Regions from separate parts of the Homo sapiens genome. Here region 1 is linked to region 2. Evidence: read pairs that join two places in POLR2A ChIA-PET (ENCODE). Cell type or tissue: PC-9. All regions are shown on one strand.

Region 1 (2,500 bases), 120 kb before region 2:
GAGTCTTGAGCAGATGCATCACTGTGAAGAAGAACGACATGTCGGGGCTGCACCTGTCCTCCCGTCGGCATTTGACGAAAGCTCCCTGAAGCGGGGCAGCACTCTCCTCCTGAGAGATTTACCATTTATTGCCCCTGTGAGGAATGTGTGCTTGGGAACTGCCAAGTCTTACCCCTTCTGGAAGAAGAGGTTTTCTCTGACAAGAGCCTAGAGCGTCGGCTCTATTATGCTGGGACTTGACAGAGGAGCCATGGGGTTTAAACAGTAGGAAAGAGGGGCTACGCGCAGTGGCTCACGCCTGTAATCCCAGCACTTCGGGAGGCGAAGGCAGGTGGATCACTTGAGGTCAGGAGTTCGAGACCAGCCTGGCCAACATAGTGAAACCCCGTCTCTACTAAAAATACAAAAATTAGCCGGGTGTGGTTACTCATGCCTGTAATCCCAGCTACTCGGGAGGCTGAGGCAGGAGAATCACTTGAACCTGGGAGGCGGAGGTTGCAGTGAGCCGAGATCGTGCCACTGCACTCCAGCCTGGGTGACAGAGCGAGACTCCATTTCAAAAAAATAAAAAAAGGATAAAGTAAACAATAGGAAAGGATTTGGTGGGGTGAGGGTGGGGTGTTGAGGGCTGGGCCTCATCTTGTATTCTGAAAGCTGAGAAACGGCTGGTCAGCTGGAAGGCTGGTGGATGGGCAGGAGTGAGCCAAGCTGAGGCGTTCTGCAAGAAGCAGGTCTGAGTCTGTCCAACCAATTTGTATCCTGTGGGGAGAACAACTTCATTCTTAACATACCCTACAAACCAGAAAACAAGTTTTTAAGGAAGATGCTGGGCATGCTGATAGCTTTTCTGGTCTCCTAAGGAAGAGTTTTTAAAACTAAATCCAAGGAAGAAAAATGTAACAACACGTGGAAGTGAACACTGGATGAATAAGCTTGTTTCCCAAATTAGAATCCTAACGTCCATATTTAGCTTCATGTATTCCCCTTTGGCTTCCACAGTTCAACTCCTTTTATTTTGAGACAGGGTCTCGCTGTGTCGCCCCAGCTGGAGTATAGTGGCACTACCTCGGCTCACTGCAACCTCCACTCCCCGGGTTCAAGCAATTCTCAGAGTAGCTGGGATTACAGATGCCCGCCACCACATCTGGCTAATTTTTTTTTTTTTTTTTTAGTAGACACGGGATTTTGCTATGTTGCCCAGGCTGGTCTTGAACTCCTGGCCTCAAGTGATCCACCCGCCTTGGCCTTCCAAAGTGTTGAGATTACAGGCGTGAGCCACGGTGCCCAGCCCATCTCTTAGTCTTCCATTCCCTTGGTGAATTTGGAAACTTGAAAAACTTGGGGACTTGACAGCAGGCTCCATGTTCTTCTGGCCTCACTGTACTGTGTAAGGAAAGAGCTGCTTGTCAGGAACGGAAGAGGGGACGCTAGTAAAAAAAAAAAAATTGGATTCCCCAACTGGACTAAATAGGAGTTTTTCAGGTTTGTAGTAACGTGAAACTCTCCTAGATCGAAGCAGTTAGACTGGCCTATGTGGCCTTCTCAGGGTTTGTGATTCAGTTCTTAGCGATTCTTGGCCTGATAAGTTTATGAACACAGCCCCACATTCAAGCCGTGGCCAATCCCAGCTGTTCTCACTGCTCTTGGGAGGTGTTGTCCCAGTCAGTGTTTCTGCAGCTTCCATTTGTTGTTGTTATCCAGTGTAAGCACCTGTTGAATGCAGATGTGCTGAGTTAGAGGTGGGATTTGGAAAAGGGCTGCTATTTCTGCTGTTGAGATTTCAGAGGCTATACTCTTTTTTTTTCTTTTCTTTTTTTTTTTTTTTTGAGACGGCATCTCACTCTTATCGCCCAGGCTGGAGTGCAATGGCGTGATCTCGGCTCACTGCAACCTCCACCTCCTGGGTTCAAGGGATTCTCCTGCCTCAGCCTCCTGAGTAGCTGGGATTACAGGCACCTACCACAATTCTCGGCTAATTTTTTTTGTATTTTTGGTAGAGACGGGGTTTCACCAGGTTGGCCAGGGTGGTCTCGAACACCTGACCTCAGATGATCCACCCACCTCGGCCTCCCAGTGTGGGTGGGATTACAGGCATGAGCCACCGCGCCTGGCCTCAGAGGCTATACTCTTATAATTTTGTTCTGAGGGGAGACAGGGAAAGGGTTAGACAACTTGAAACATTGACCCTGTATAAAAATGCAAAATTCTCAATGTGTATTTATAAATTTCTATTTTTTATAACTTTATGGGACTTCTTAGAGGCCAAAAGTAGTAAACATGCAGATTAAAAATGTTTATGAAAATCTCAATAAAAATTCATAATAAAAACTTTGTAAATAAATAGAACTGTAAGCTTTGAACTTAATTTGTGTTCAAAAGTTAACAGCAATGTGGACAAATAAGTCAGGCTTAGCCCTTGTGTTGGCCTAAGCACACCTGGGAACTTAGTAAAACTTTTATTTTGGAAATTTTCAAATACAAAATTAGAGAGCAAAATATA
Region 2 (2,500 bases):
GTTACTGTAATACCTTCACTCCAATAATTCACTAATCTCATTGCGACTTCCAACCTGCTGATCTGTTTTTAACATCTGTCATCTTGCTCATCTCCTCACTCTCCTCCTTATCTTCATTCCATGGCCCAGCATTCTCTCCATTTTGACTTTTGTGCCCCTCTCTCCTCCTAACGCCTCACTTGGCCTGGCCCTGGTTAAGGCTGTTCACTAACTATGCAGTAACACTTTGCCTACAGTGGGGAGCCTGGACATCATTGGAGGACATCATAAATCATGCTGGCTGTACGCACTTCAGATCATGCCAGACAATCATACTACATACTCTTCCTGCCGAATTCCCTCTCCCCCTCTCTGAGATGACTATTCCACAGCGCTTCCTGCCCTCAAACCTTCCACTCACTCCCACACTGTTGCACACTTCACAGAGACAGATGAGGCAGTGACTCATCTTCCCACCAGTGTTTACCAACTTCTCTGTATCTGTGCCCATGTCCTCTGCCCCCTTCCGGTCTCAGTGGAAGCAGCGTGCCCTTCCCCTTGTCCCCGTCAACACCGCCACTTGTTTCCTAGATCACATCTCTCTTTACCTACTCGAAAGCTTCCTTCCCGCAGTTACTCCCTTTCTCTTCTGCAGCCTCCACTCATCCCTCTCTAATGGATCATTCCCGTCAGCATTCAGGTGTGCTGTAATATTGCCTTTATTAAAACAAGACAAAAATCCTTCCTTGACCCCACATTCAGGGCTACATTATGACATTCACGGGCCCCACACGTTTTTGCCTTCATGGGTCATAATACAAATACTGAAAAAATATTAAATAAGTAAATATTAATAATTATCACTGGTATAAAAAAGAACATAATCTAGACTCGGTGTTTCTTTTAAATTATGATTTTATTTTATTATTATTATTATTATTATTTTGAGACGAAGTCTCGCTCTGTCACCCAGGCTGGAGTGCAATGGCACGATCTCGGCTCACTGCAACCTCTGCCCCACCGGGTTCAAGTGATTCTCCTGCCTCAGCCTCCCAAGTAGCTGGGATTACAGGCGTACGCCACCATGCCTGGCTTATTTTCTATTTTTAGTAGAGACAGGGTTTCACCATGTTGGTCAGGCTGGTCTTGAACTCCTGACCTCAAGTGATCCACCCACTTTGGCCTCCTAAAGTACTGGGATTACAGGCATGAGCCACCGCTCCCGGCTCCGATTTTATTTTAATTAACTAATTTATTTATCCTGAGACAGGGTCTCTGTTGCCCAGGCTGGAGTGCACTGGTGCTATCAGGGCTCGCTACAGCCTCGACCTCCTGGGCTCAAGCAATCCTCCCGCCTCAGCCTCCTGAGTATCTAGGACTACAGTTGTGCGCCACCATGCTTGGTTAATTTTTTGATATTTAGTAGAGACAAGGTCTCACTATGTTTCCCAGTCTTGAACTCCTGGGTTCAAGTGATCCTCTTGCCTTGGCCTCCCAACTGCTGGGATTATAGGCATGAGCCACCACACTTGGCCTTTATTTTGGTTTTAAAAGAAATTTAAAATATTGGGCCCTAGGCACTGTGCCTACTGGGTAAACTGACCTGCCCACATCCCCTGCCCAGCTATTGTCCTAAATTTTGCTCCCCTTACAACAAAGCCCCTTGTGGCAGATGTATCTTCAGAAAATGGCAGGACGATCATTCTGGCTTCACGCATTCCTCCCATCAAAGGGAGGAGTCTATTATCTTTCTCTTCAACCCGGAGGAAACTTTCTGGCTGCCTTGTTGAAGATAACTGCAGAAATGACACAATGTGACTTCCAGGGCTAGGTCATCAAAAGTGATAGGTTTCCACCAGGCTCTCTTTCTCAGAACTTGCCCTTGGAACCCAGCCACCATGTTGTGAGGAAGCCCAGAGCACATGCAGGGGTTCTGGCTGAAAGCCAGTCTCAACCACCAGACATGGGTGAATGAGCCTTCAGATGACTCCAGCCCCAGCTTCTGAGCTACTCCAGCCCCAGCTTCTGAGCTACCCCAGCTAATACCACATGGAGCAGACACTATCCCTGCAGAGTCACTGTTTTAAGCTACTAAGTGTTAAGTGTTTTTTGAGGTAGCAATAGATAACTGGGAAATTCTCAAACCTATTTTGCATCCTCTTTTTAAATCTCTTATTCTTTCCTCAACTTACTCCAACTGGACGTTCATCCCCATCACTCCACAGAAATGGCTTTTATTGTGGTCACCAATGATCTACTTTTTTTTTTTTTTTTTTTTTTTTTTTTTTAACCTAACCTGCCACAGATTCATCACAGTTCACCAAACTAAGTTCTTTCTCCACTCTACATTTCAAGGACCCACACTCCTCTGATTTCACTCCAGCCTCACTCATTGCTCATTTTCTTTGCTAGCACCTCTTGCTTTTAACCAAATCTCTAAAAGCTGGGAGCTTTCCAGGCTTGTCTTTAGTACTCTTCCTTTGTTTACCCACACTTGCTCCCTAGATGATCTCATTCATTC

What was found. ChIA-PET counts read pairs that join two places held together with the same protein. Peaks named below come from ENCODE experiments on the same cell type or tissue, not always from the same donor. Only the 100,000 strongest peaks of a DNase experiment are listed, where the experiment ranks them.
Region 1: POLR2A ChIA-PET joins it to region 2 with 35 read pairs; 5 of 35 experiments call an interaction of 5 or more read pairs at or near these places.

Annotation. Positions count from the first base shown.
Region 1 is chr6:42,078,564-42,081,063 of GRCh38, forward strand. TAF8 (TATA-box binding protein associated factor 8) reads left to right here. Exons shown (of 9, transcript NM_138572.3): 9 at 1-2,500. Among named protein-coding and RNA genes, the nearest start is that of TAF8, 29 kb to the left of the region's middle. In PC-9, no CTCF peak of the experiment used is centred here; a DNase peak (open chromatin) is centred at 1,538; H3K27ac peaks cover 638 bases.
Region 2 is chr6:42,197,758-42,200,257 of GRCh38, forward strand. No RefSeq gene overlaps it. Among named protein-coding and RNA genes, the nearest start is that of GUCA1B, 4.1 kb to the left of the region's middle. RefSeq lists cis regulatory regions at 1-642, 1,513-2,199. In PC-9, no CTCF peak of the experiment used is centred here; no DNase peak of the experiment used is centred here.